Regions from separate parts of the Homo sapiens genome. Here all the other regions are linked to region 2. Evidence: chromatin contacts called from ENCODE Hi-C or POLR2A ChIA-PET data. All regions are on one chromosome and are shown on one strand. Each heading gives the region's core, a stretch centred on a gene start or an enhancer-like site at or near the end of the contact. The rest is flanking DNA. Distances are from core to core; before and after follow the strand shown. Region 1 has its middle 65 kb from the start of SYPL1. Region 2 has its middle 28 kb from the start of NAMPT-AS1. Region 3 has its middle 140 kb from the start of CTB-30L5.1.

Region 1 (4,361 bases), core at 1,617-4,116, 140 kb before region 2:
TTATTAGATCGGTTATCCCCTCTTTTATTTTCCCTTATCCTACCTAAAGAAGTCTCCTTTCCTTTCCAAGTAATCCATGTTAACAGCCTACAATGCAGCCATCTATATTTTCTCCATATTTATTATATACTTATATACAATAATATGAATGCATATATTGCAGGAATGACATTCAAAATATGTAGCAAATACGTACTGGCTGCAGTATGCACAGCACCAACCAAACACAGTGAACGCTTGCTAAAATGTCCAATATGGTTTTATCAGTGTACACTGGCTGAATGCCAGCCCTGCACACACACGTACACATATACACAACAGAAATTTCTATCATTATGTTGTTTTACAAAAATGGAGCAATATTATGAACACTTTTACCCTATATTTTTAATGATTGTTTTCCACACAGTACCTCATTCCTTAAATTTCAACTCCAATATGGCTCTATTCATTCCATTTAATTGCTGTATAAAGCCATATTGAATGGGCTAGATCTATCAGTGTTTATTCAACAGTACCCTATTAATGGCCTTTTTCTTTGTACTGGTGTTTTTGCTACTGGGAACAATGCTGCAATTAGCATTCTTGTGCAAATATTGATGTGTCCTGGTGCTTTTATCTTGAGAGCATCAAGTCCCCAGAATGGAGCAGGTGGATTGATTGAGTGGTAAATTTTGTTAGATGACGTCAGATAGCTTTTCAAAGTTCAGTAACAATTTATATTTTTTGCCATCAAGATTTAAAGAAATCCTTTCCCCTACATCCCACTCAGCTATAAGTAAGTGGCTTTCTGATTTTTGCCAGTAAGTATAGGTATACAATAATGATCTGCATTTCCCAAACTGCTAGTGAGCTGAACACTTTTTCATGTCTTGGCTACTTGGATCTTCTCTCCATGTCTTTGCTCATTTCTCCATTGCGTTTTTTATATCCTTGTCAATATGTAGAACCTTTTTTTGCATATTGTAGGTATGAATCCTATGCCTACATTGAAATACTTTTTTTCTTAATCTACTATATGTCTATTGTTTTGGCGTAGGTTATCACTGCCCTAGCAAATGCTATCATGAGTTTAGGAGTGTGCTGCATCTTTCTCATGTATTTCTTTATATCTCTCTCCCCCTTCCCTCCCTCTGTTCTCCTCCCTTTCCTCTTCTTTCCCATTTCTTTCTCTCTCTGTGCCTGTTTTCCTTCCTTTCTGTGTCTTCCTCAGGATCTCCTTTTTTCTACCTCCTGCTCTGTCTGCTTCCTTTCATCTACTCCTTACCTCCTTGCTTCTCCAGCTCCATGGGAATACTCATTTTCAGTGCAGAGAGCACAGTGTTTTTCTGCTTGTGTCACTTACAAAACCAAGTCAGACCGAAGAGGTATTGCAGAGCAGCCCAGTAAGGGGTTAAAGCAGTATGTTTTCAAAATCGGCTGAATGTAAGTTCCTTTGGGAAGGTTTTTCTTTTTATATGGATCCCCCAGACCCATCCTCAGAGGTTTTGATTCTGTAGGTCTGGATGGGTGTCAGTGGGTATTTATTTCCAAATCTATCCAGGTGATTGCAGTACCTGGCCATCTGTGGGTGAGTGCTGGCTCAGGGAAGTTGGACATGTGCTCCCCAGTGTGGGGGTAGCTTGCTTGGGTGACTGGACAACACAGGTTATTGCAGTCTTAGATAATTGGCTTCCACAACCACCCAGCTCAGCACAAGACAGCAGGGAGGGGTTCCAGCGGAGTAGAGACAATGGTGAAGTCGTGGTCTTCTGGCCGGATTCTGCATCTCAAATGGCAGCTTTGCATGAATGCAGCCGCAGTGTGGCAAATGGGCACAGGGGGGCAGTGTGGCCCCACGTGGCTCCGAAGCCCTCTGATTCTGCATGAGGCCTGACCCGGGCTGGAATGCCGGCTCCAGGAAAGCTGTGAGCTGGTGAAGGGCTCTCCCACTGCCTTCTTCCCCTTCCACTCTTAGTCCCTGTCCCACAGAACCTGGCTTTCAGATGATTAAAGTTCATCCACCATTTACTGAGCATGAATTATCTCATGTCGAACACTGTCCTGGGTTATTTCATTTAATCTTCATAACAATCCAAGAAAGGCATATGATTTCCACCCTACGCAGAGGAAGCTGCAGTTTGGGGAAGTTAATTAGTTTCCCAGTGATGGCAGAGCCAGGATTGAGACCAAAGCCTGTCTGACTCCAACCCCAGTTGAGTGGAATTCTTTGCATTCAGTAACTGCTGCTCAATACAGGTAACAAATAGTTGATTCTGAACATATTAGGTGCTAATTTACCAGTTAATTTATTCATGCACGCTGATTGTTTCCCCTTTCTTCCTTCTTTAAAGAGATCAGTAAGAATAACCGAGTTAGCTAAGAAAGCTCAAAGCCCGAGGTCTGTTTGGATTTTAACAGGAGACTCTGAAGAAACAAAGAATGAAATAGCTGATGGTGAAATAGTGGCCATGGGGTTGGCTTCTCCATTCAACTAGGCCAGGGTATCACACTAAGAGTCTGCAGATCAAATGCAGGATTTTATTTGGCTAACATGATGTTATTTAAAAACCTAAATTCCAGTGGTTTTGTTGTTTATTTAGAGACAGAGTCTCCTTCTGTCGCCCAGGCTATTCCAGTGGTTTTAGGTGGGACATCTGCTTTGCAGTTTATCACAATCCCACCCTTCCCCTTTCTGTACATCTTTCTGCTTTGCTCGTTGATGCTACCTGCCTGGCATCCGCTAACAGCAGTGCCGGGCTGACGGGTCCTGTCACACTCCTGCAAGATGAGAACTGGCTTTGGGCCCTGCTCTGTCTCTTTCCCTTGCTCCACTTCCCTCCCAGGTGCTTCCCTCCCAGGTGCCATCATTGGCCCTCACACCTGTGTTGGGTGCGTCAGTCAGTCTGCTCTGCTGCTTCTAGCACCCAGATCAGTCCCAGGTTCGCCAGGGCTAAATTTAACCTGCAGCTGCTTCATCAGATGCTCGGGTATTTTCAGCCCTAGGAGCCTCGGGTGGCTGAGCTGAAAGTAGCTGAGGACTGCTGGCCAGGGCTTACGTCCAGTGTTGTGGATTGAAATTAGCATCCAGGTTGGTCCAAGGTCTTGGCTACCCCCCACACTGTGCTTCCATTTTTCTTAACTGAAGATGAGGAGAAGAGAGAGAAGGCAAGAACTGGCAGAGAATAAGACAACACAAAATAGATCCTGGGATCCCTCTGAATTTGCTCCATCATTCCTCCCTTCTCCACAGCCAGGAATGCCCCTCTGGTTGGTGGCCTAGCAGAGGGTACAGTCTGCATCACACAGTGAAGTGCTGCCAGCTGGCCTGTTCTCTCCCAAGCCACTGTTTTGGGGAGCCACCAGCCTTGCTCTGAGCTCCAGCGTTCATGTGTCTGTCATTCAGTGTCCTTTCCTGACATGGGCATTCACCAACAGGACTATGTTCCCCAAAGCCTTGGCCCATGACCTCTGAAAGTTCCCTGCTGATGTGTGCTGTGGAGTCGATAGTCCCTCTGGCCAAGCAAGCAGATGCGTGTGCAAAACTGCAGGCTGTCAGTGGCATTTACAAAGAGAAGAGGAATGTGGGTCCAGAGATGGGGCAGGCGGCCTTGAGGGGAGGAGAGGAGAGGAGATGCATGTGGAGGGGGGTTGTAGCCCCTAGGTCCTGGGGCCCTGGGATGGAGGAGGTGCCTGCCTGGGCATGAACCATCCTGCCTATCCTCAGCTGATGTCCTTGGCAACAGGCTGTCAGCCATCATCAAACCTCCTGTGAAGCCAAGTGAAGCAAAGTCCTCCCTTTCTCCCTAAATCCTACATGTCCAAGGCAGGAGATGTTCCCCTGACTACTACTTTAGTAGGTGCCCAGTGGGTGGCACCTCTAGCCCACAGCTCCAACACTAGAAGGGCTGTAGGGATCCTTTGTTTGGATCTGCTCATGTTACAGACAGGCAAGCTGTAGCCCTCAGAGGTTGTAAGTTTCATGGCTGGAACCCTGACCTCCTGATATGAGTCCTCAGCACCCTTCTCTCTTTCACGCCAATATTCACAATACCTAACAATCAGGATTCTGTACCAGGCACTATTTCATTTTATTTGTTTGAGACAGGGCCTCGCTCTGTCACCCAGGCTGGAGTGTGGTGGCATGATCACAGCTCACTTCAGCCTCAACTTCCCTGGGCTCAATCGATCCTCCTGCTTCAGCCTTCTGGGTAGCTGGGACTAGAGGCACATGCCACCATGCCTGGCTAATTTTCCATTTTTTGTAGATACGAGGTCCCACTATGTTGCCAGGGTGGGCTCCAACTCCTGGGTGCAAGCGATCCCTGCCTTGACCTCCCAAAGTGCTGAAATTATAGGTGTGAGCCACTGTGTTGGGCCCA
Region 2 (4,517 bases), core at 1,691-4,190:
AATTTATAAAGAAAAGGGGTTTATTTGGTTCATGGTTCTGTAAGCTGTACGAACATGGCTCCAGCATCTGCTTGGCTTCTGGGAAGACCTCAGAGAAGCTTTTACTCATGGTGGAAGGCAAAGGGAGGGCAGGCTTGGCACATAGTGAGACAGGGAGCAAGGGCAATTCCAGGCTTTTAGACAATCAGATCTCACGGTAACTAGTAAGAGTGAGAACACACTCATTACCATGTGGCGGCCCCAAGCCATTAATGAGGGACCCACTCTCATGACCCAAACACCTCCAACTAGGCCCTACCTCCAATACTGGAGATCACATTTCAACATGAGATTTGGAGGGGATAAATATCCAAAACTACATCAACACCTCTCTTGGTGCTGAAGACCACCCTTGCCTCTTGCCCTCTCAGATCCCACTTCCACGTTGGTATCCCTTCCCTCACTTGGTCAGCATCAAGGCCTTTCTACGTCTGCCTCACCCCTAGCCCAGGGGTAGCCACGCTGCACACATCAGCTTCTTCTAACCCTGCTTTCAAGTGCACATTTAAATTAGTGGCTCAGTTGTGAAGTAGGCAACACAGATTTCCAGGCTCCCCATTCTGCGTCATTTTCCCCTTTCTTTCTGGCTTCTCCCCCATATCAAGCTTCCAAGGTCTTTTTGTTTGGAAACATACCAATGCTACCCAAAGGATGTTTTTTTCAATTATTTATATTTGATCTGAAGGTCCATTCTAGTAAGGATAAGTCCTCACATTAAATGCATACAATTTGCCTGTGGGACTTTGGTATGGTTATGGCTGTCATACATTCTCCCTTCTTAGCCCAGTGTGGGTGTGCCCAGACTCCACTACTGGTTGCTGATAGAGCACCATTCTCTTTCTCAATTTAAAGCAATTAAAGAGCCCATTTCTACCCAGCACCACTCTGGTGTTGTGGCCCAGTCTATGACCCTTAATCCTATTTTACCAATAGGTGAAACCACAATAATAGCTAGCATTTTCTCAGTGCTTTACATTTATTAATTTATATATTACTTATACAAGTTATATGTAACTTACACTTGGTAGTTATACAAGGTAGATTCTATTATCCTAATTTTACAGGTGATAAAATTGAGGTACAGAAAGGCTACATACTTGTTTAAAGTCAGTAAGAGGTGGTAGGTTTCAAACCCACTCAATCTGGCTTCACAGTCCATATACTGGCACTCGATAAATGCCACATATCCTCTGGGCCAAGCTTAAATATCGCCCTTTCGGTTCTTTTTCTGCCTTATACGATGGGACAAATCTCTACCCTCTGCACCCTCATTAACCTGTACATGCCTCTATAGTAGTCCTCATCTCATTGCACAGGGTTATTTTACAAGAATGCTTTCTAGTTAGATGTGCCTTGAAGGTGAGACCATGCTTCCTTTTGGTATCTCAGTACAGTGCATGGCAGGCTATATAAATTCTACAAATGTTGGCTGAATAAATCAAACTTTTCCTGGTTCCTTCCGCATCCTTCAAAACTCCTATTCTATATCTCTTTCTAATAGGTTGCTGTATGATTTGTACATTTTTTCTTTAAATCAATGCATCAGTATCAATGGCTGATTAGAGTTCAAGTTTTGATGGGGAACTTTAATGCCTTAATAGGATATAATAGCTAAGGGTGGGAGGTTTAGGCACTGTGATACAATGGCAGGGGAGAGATTCGTCATCAGCTGGTATGAGCCTGAGGCTAAAATCTTACCTTGTAACTGGCTATTCGTTCTGTCCATTCTTAGGGCATAACTTGGTTACAATAACTGGAAGTTAGTGAATTTATTTCCTTTTCGTAAAATGAGAGATTTGAACCAAATGATGTCAGTGTTCCTCTTCAGCTCAAAATTCTGTATTTGTAGGAAATTATAGAAGTAAATAAATATATTTTGAGAAGCTGATAAAAATAGGTGGAATTAATGCAGGAGTTTCTAGGAAATTGTATAAAATGTTAGTGGTAAAAGTGTCATCTGAAACTACTTGGAAAGAAATGTATTTACAGAGTTAGGTATGTGCAAAATTAAATATTTACAAGGCTATGTGTAAGCATTAAAGTAAAAACATGGTTCCGAATATGGTAAGGATGAAGAACTTGATTTCATAATAAATACTGAATTACTATACTTCCTTCTTGGGAACACCAGCCAAGGGTTAGAAATTTTAAGGATAAAGCCATTTTAAAAATTATTGCTAGAAAGTTTTCATTTTACAAAAATTACCTAATTTGCTGTTCATACCAAGATAGAGTTTGTGTTTATATAAACAACATAAATTTAAATTAGATTTTTAAAAAAGTTCTTAATTGGTAGTGTAAGGTCCCCTCTGTGCATCTTCTAAGTGGTTTACATGGAAATATTCTTGAAAAAGCCCAAATAGATGAATAGTTGCCACAGCCTTGCAGTGCTATGCAATTCAAGTTTTAAGAAGATTTGAAAAAAGATAGGGTGGGAGAAGGAAACAGACATTCATTAAGTATGTCGACCAGTCATGTTCCAAGCATTGTGCTGGGTAGTTTACATATGCTGTTCCATTTAACATGCACAGTCACTTTGCCTGGTGTTTATACCATCCCCACTTAAAAATTTAGAGACTAAGTCTGTTCCTTCTTCCTAATGCTACTGTTTATTTCCTTTCTTTTCTCTTGAACACGGGCATTTTATGTTTTTAGGACAAGTTATTCTAAATAATAAAAAGAGCAACAACCGCTGTTTATTGGGCATTTTCTATGTACTAGGCATTGTGACAAACATTTTACAAAAATTTCATAATTTACTCTTTATACCAATCCTTTGAGGTGGGGATTACTTCACAAGAACAGAGAGATTAGATACCTTGTGCTGAATTACATGTCTAGCAAGCAGTGGAGTGGGGTTTGAAACTGGAACCATTGACTCCAGCCGCTCTACACTAGTGTCTCTGTGGTTTCCATGTGGTCCACTCAATACTGTGATGAGCTGGTTCACAGGAATGTCAATAAGAAAGAAAAATAATGATGTAAATAACAAAGTATGTCATGAAAACCATTTAATGTTGGTTAATTAAATTATACAACATCTGTGGAGCTGGAAAAGAAAAATTTCAGGTTTTACAAATAGTGCCTAATAAAACAATTGAAAACACAGTAAGCATGATTTTATCAGAGTTGAAAGTACACAAAGTGCACACAAAAATTCAGAAGTACCTTTAGTCCACGTTGTATTTTCTTCCTGTTTAGTCACTTCCTTTAGGGAAATATTGACAAATCCCTTACAGCCCCCCATTTAAAACAGTTTAACCAGTAGATTCTTGAAATTCTGAACAGGGTCTTTAGTGATTAATTAATTGAATGCTTTTTATATTCGATTCTTATTCTCTCTGTGAGGCACAGCTCTAATGTTTATAAACCTAACTTTGTTCAACCCCCAATAAAGATAGGTTGGCCTAGTATACACGGAAATAGGATGTCTTACATTGAAAGTGCCTTTATTATGTACATTTTATGCTGTTCTTTTCTTTCAATTTCTCTTTCTCCAGCTTTTCTCTTATACAGTTCCTTAAACTTACTTCTCCATTCTTCTTTCTGGTTTTTCTCAAATCTTTGTTCACTTCCTCAAAAATAAAACTGAAGTCATTCTCCAAGGGTTCTTTCTGGTCCTGTGTCTGTACTTCCACCTTAGAGTCAGTAGTCTCTTATGTAAGTTTCCGTATCCTGACTCTAACTTCCCTGAACAAGCTCTTAACTTTCTCCTTTCTCTCTCTCCTTTTCTTATTTTTTTTTTGTTGTTATCAATTGTCTTTGATAGAAGTTTGTCTTTTTAAAAAACATTTTTATTCCACTCTCCTTGTCCTTTAATTGCTTCTGCCCATTTGGTTGGCAAGACTGAATAGCCCATTTCTGCTTCTCGTTTTCTGTATGCTTCAAATTAAAGAAAGTGTTAATTTTAAACCTGATCCCCTTTCTGTCAATCTCCTCTTCTCCCAAGAATGGAGGCTTGGCTTCTATTGGCTTATGGTACCCTTGTTTCTTCCTGGGTGATTATAGAATAATGGGCATCAGATTGACCTGGAGAATTTTCCCATATGTCTGATCTTCCCATTTCTTTTACATCTACTCTGATATCCTGGGAATAGGGTGGTATAGGGGGTGAACAGCAGACACAAGGTTTTTTTGACAAAGCTCCATGTGATTTTCCTGCTGAGACCTTCTCTCTTCCAGCCTACCACTGATTGGGATCCTCTACTCCAGAAGCTCCTACTTCCTGGGTAAGACATAGATACATGTGTTTAAGGCAGGATTCTGCCAGTTGATGAATGAGCCATCAGTTTAGCAAGCAGTGAGCGGAGTGCTTTAGGGGGCAAGATGTGAGTGGTGCATGAAAGGGATCATATGCCTCTTTTCCATTTGCTACCAGGAAATTCATGTAGGGTTGAGCCAAGATTCATTCTATTATTAAGTTGGTGCAAATGTAATTGCGGTTTTTGTTATTAAAAAAATGGCAAAAATTACAATTA
Region 3 (4,294 bases), core at 611-3,110, 150 kb after region 2:
GGGCTGCTGTACTGATGATGCTTATTGCTACTTCTTGATTATATGCTAAACAAGGGGTACATTATTCATGAGTTTTCCAGGAAAGGGGTAGGTAATTCCCACAACTGAGGGTTTGTCTCCTTTTTAGACCATATAGGGTAACTTCCTGATGTTGCCATGGCATCTGTAAACTGTCATGGTGCTGGTGGGAGTGTCTCTTAACATGCTAACGCATGCTAAGCAGTGAGGACGACCAGAGGTCACTTTCATTGCCATCTTGGTTTTGGTGAGTTTTGGCTAGCTTCTTTGCCACATCCTGTTTTATCAGCAAGGTCTTTATGATCCGTATCTTGTGTTGACCTCCTATCTTATCCTGTGACTTAGAATGTCTAACATCCCGGGAATGCAGCCCGGTAGGTTTTAGCCTTACCTCACCCAGCCCATATTCAAAATGGAGTTGCTCTGATTCAAACGCCTGTGACAGTTTGAGCCATAAAGATAGCTCAAGCTTGTACCAAGTGGCCATAGAAGATTTTCCAAAGGCCAGAGCCACCTCCATTCCGAGTCACTTACGTTGGTCACCAAATTATTAACTCAAAATATGTGAGACAGGTCTTCATCAATTTAGAAAGTTTATTTTGCCAAAGTTAAGGATGCATGCCCATAACACAGCCTCAGGAGGTCCTGACGATATATGCTCAAGGTAGTCAGGGCACAGCTTGGTTTCATACATTTTAGGGAGACATGAGACATCAATCAATATATGTAAGATGTACATTGGTTCTGTCCAGAAAGGTGAGGGCGGGGGGGTGGTGCTTCCAGGTCATAAGTAGGTGAGAGACAAATAACCATTGGTTTCTCAATAACCATTTGCATTGAGTTTCTGATTAGCCTTTCAGAAGGAGGCAATCAGATACGCATTTATTTCAGTGAGCAGAGGGATGACTCTGAATAGAATGGGAGGCAGTTTTGCCTTAAGCAATTTCCAGCTTGACTTTTTTCTTTAGTGTAGTGATTTGGGGGTCCCAAGAGTTATTTTCCTTTCACAGCAGCAACACTGCGGGTCTACCTGAGAGGTTAGGCAAAGCATCGTGCGGGATTTAGGGTTTGCCAGATACAGACAGGGAAGAACATTCTAGATAGAGGAAACAGAGTATGCAGAGTTGTGAAAAATCAGGCATGTTTGGTGAACTGCTAAATGTCTGTGTTACTGAATTAATAAGTATGTGTGTGTGGGTGTGTTTGTGCAAGTGTGTGTTTGTCGGCCACGTTGGAAAAGGCTTGTGTGTCAAGCATTGAAGGTTTCATTTGGTCCCATAGCCAGTGAGATGGGTTTTTAAGCAGGAGAATGGCATGGTCGGCTCTGACGTGTAGGAAGGCAACTCGAGTGGCTGCAGGTTGGAAGGCTGGAGGCAGGGAGGACAGTTAGGAGCACTTGCAGTAGTCCCAGAAATTGCAAAGGACATCAGTCTTAAGGTGGGCCCAGCTCAACAGTGACAGGGCTTATGGGCACGAGAAAAGAAGACACCAGCTATAAATGGTTCAGTTGATTGACAGATGCAGAAGACTGAAAATTCCTCAGTGGTGGAAGTTGTCCCTGGGGCTTCCATACAAGGCCTTTTCCACCAGGACTCAAGCAAGCTGCGTGTTCAGGAAGATCATTAGGAAGTGGTCAAAGAGATTTTTTTTCTTTCTTTCAAAGAAACAGGAAAACATGTAAGAAATGCTCTTAAACCACTGGGTCTCTTAGCAAGTGTAACTTCTGGTCAGAGAGGTGTACCACACAGGGGTATTAGTTGGAGAAAGGATATTTATTTCCCTTTAGCTGAAGAAATTTCTGTATTGCTTTCATACTAGAATTTTTTTTTTCTGCAATTAATCTGCCACCTCGTGGCCTAATGAGAAATTTCAATTTCCATAGCTTGGAGAGGGAGGATTGAAGAAGCAGAAGTCAACACTCTTTCACTTAATAGAAACATCGACATACTACTGACTGCCAGCACAGGAGTGCTTTCCTCTAACTATATAATGCCCTTTTTACCTGCTATTCAAAGGGTGTTTTGTGATTTCCCAAAAACTCAAAAAATAACGAGGAAGTGCTTGACTCATAGACACTTCATACACGTGTATGTTTTTGACTCCACAAAATGAAAACTAGAATATGGTTCTTGTATTTTAATGGGAAAAGAAAATGTCCTAAAAGCTATACAACTTTATAAGATTAATTTCAACTTCTAAAATATTGCTTAAAATAATAAAGTGAATTTGCAAATATAGATAAAACCTGGACACTGAGCAAACACCCATTAAGCTAAAATGAAAAATGAACACAAGCAGATTGATGGGACTGCTTTTCTGTGGCTGAGTCATAAACCTGTATGTAATAATTGATCTTCTTGAGAAACTGAGAGGGCTGCTTTTGTGAGAGATGGGTGATCTTTGAATCAGATCACTTCTTGGATTCTACACAGATCAAATAAGCCATCCTGAAATGTGTCCCTAAGTCAGAAGTGCGGTGCAGCAAGGAGGGTAAGAAGACCAGCACTGGGTTGGACTGTCACCTGCTGGGTCAGGCCTTTAACCTTTCAGTTGCTGGATAATAGGGAGGTGGGGAGTCCCAGAGGAGGATGGGGGAGGGGCACTAGAAAGCCAGACAAGTGCAGATGCCTGTTGCTCTTAGTTCAATCTACTCTGGCCCTCAGAAAGGCTGTCTAAAGAAGATGTCTTTTAATAGGTACATTCGCCTAGTACAATACTTAAGAGTATAAAATCGTTAACATAAGATGTGGTCAGAGTTTATTTTTGCTCTTTTGTGAAGCAGCTGTGTGCAAAGCAAATTAAAAGCATAAATACAACTTTAAAAGAATATTTAAACCATCTAGGTACTAATAGATTTCCCTAAGTTTCCATTTCCATATCTTTCTGTAATGATTTTCCTAAGTTTCCATTTCCGTAATTCTGACTACACAACTGTCATTAATTCTTTAAAAAAGTCAATCATTTTGTTTTCTAGATCCAAACGTATTGTTCGTACATAGTGTTAATTTAGTGTCCTCCTTTCTAATAGTAATACTTAGAATTTGTTATATATCTTAAGTAATTGGCAGGTAAACTTCTTTCTGAACAGAAAACTATTTCTTATAGGATTTACTTGGTAACAGTTTGTTAGCAACAAGTCTCAATGACTCTTTCACATAAGAAAGAAATGCAATGTCTTTGAAACATTGTATGCTTCTGACTTTTTAAAACTAATTTAAAATACTGGCTTATCCCAGTCCAGATTTTATTATTATTGTTATTGTTATCATTTATTTTATTGGCAATGTATCAAGGAAAGTGAGAGCCAGAAGAAAACTGAAAAGTAATTGAGTATACCCAGCTGCTATTTGAGTCAACTCATGTCCTGAATACCTAGTTTGATTTTGATCCACATTGATGGAAAGGTAAAGGAAACCAACTAATCTATGAAGGATCATGTGGAGAGTGAGTGTTACACAAATCATACGGAAACAAAAGTGATCACTCTTGGATACTTCCAGACAGAGAAGCTGATGCAGCAGGCATGGCTGCAGGGCCAACAAAGATGGCAGATGCTAGAGTTGGGCCCAGGAGGCAGGGATGAAGGTAAGTGGGGCTGTCACAAGTAAACAGAGGGAAAGAACAGTGTACACCCAGGAGAGAGAACCAAGGATCACATGGTTTAGCTTTGGGAAGGACGCCAGATAATTACATGACCCAATCACTTCTTTCAGAGGGAGGATGGGGGCTGTGGGAAAGGATTGTGCTGGTGAGGGAGGAGGTCACACAACTTCTGTTTTCAGCCATGTAAATGAAGTGAAAATTGGGTGGTGACCTGAAAAGTGGTAGAACAGCAGTTCTCCACCTTAGCTGCATATGAGAATTACTTGGGGAGCTTTGAAAAATCCTAATGCACAGATTCCTCATCTGACTCTGAGAGTGGGACCCAGGCATCCTATCTTTTAGAGCTGTTTAGGTGATTTCAATGTATAGTGACAGTTGCGAATCACTAGTGTAGAAAACATACTTGTGAGATTTCTAGCCCTGAGCAGATAGGCTATGTGACCTCAGAAGAGGAGATGAGACCTAGCTATTGGCCTGCCTTTCTCAGCTCCATAGAAAAAAAGTACTCTAACTCGGAGGCTCAGCTTTCAGTAGCACTTGACTAATTCTGACCAGGCCCAGGACTATATTAGGAGCTCAGTTCTCATCAGCTGGTGGGGAAGCTGGAATGAATTTTGTTGCCCACAATTCTACCCCTGGGCAGCCCCATTCTCAGAGAGCTGTAACATTTCCT

Evidence for each region. A loop is a pair of places that touch in the nucleus more often than their neighbours do. ChIA-PET counts read pairs that join two places held with the same protein, here RNA polymerase II (POLR2A). Pooled maps may share reads with other maps.
Region 1: a map of PC-3 shows a loop between it and region 2 (8-fold over the local background). The contact joins two enhancer-like sites. A Hi-C loop is called at or near these places in 5 of 168 maps with a recorded cell type or tissue (CD4-positive, alpha-beta T cell, CD8-positive, alpha-beta T cell, PC-3 and 1 more) and 7 of 50 pooled maps. POLR2A ChIA-PET finds 5 or more read pairs at or near these places in 3 of 52 experiments (A673, IMR-90 and activated CD4-positive, alpha-beta T cell).
Region 3: a loop to region 2 is called in a map of PC-3, with 8 times the contacts of the local background. The contact joins two enhancer-like sites. A Hi-C loop is called at or near these places in 2 of 168 maps with a recorded cell type or tissue (PC-3 and heart right ventricle) and 3 of 50 pooled maps. POLR2A ChIA-PET finds 5 or more read pairs at or near these places in 2 of 52 experiments (OCI-LY7 and activated CD4-positive, alpha-beta T cell).

What each region holds. Positions count from the first base shown.
Region 1 is chr7:106,175,036-106,179,396 of GRCh38, forward strand. No RefSeq gene overlaps it. Among named protein-coding and RNA genes, the nearest start is that of SYPL1, 65 kb to the left of the region's middle. RefSeq lists a silencer at 1,710-1,849. Within about 2 kb of position 2,867, at least 11 of the 41 ENCODE cell types and tissues checked have a DNase peak (open chromatin) inside an H3K27ac peak, as active enhancers do.
Region 2 is chr7:106,310,596-106,315,112 of GRCh38, forward strand. No RefSeq gene overlaps it. Among named protein-coding and RNA genes, the nearest start is that of NAMPT-AS1, 28 kb to the left of the region's middle. RefSeq lists a silencer at 2,839-2,978. Within about 2 kb of position 2,941, at least 5 of the 41 ENCODE cell types and tissues checked have a DNase peak (open chromatin) inside an H3K27ac peak, as active enhancers do.
Region 3 is chr7:106,460,716-106,465,009 of GRCh38, forward strand. No RefSeq gene overlaps it. Among named protein-coding and RNA genes, the nearest start is that of CTB-30L5.1, 140 kb to the right of the region's middle. Within about 2 kb of position 1,861, at least 2 of the 41 ENCODE cell types and tissues checked have a DNase peak (open chromatin) inside an H3K27ac peak, as active enhancers do.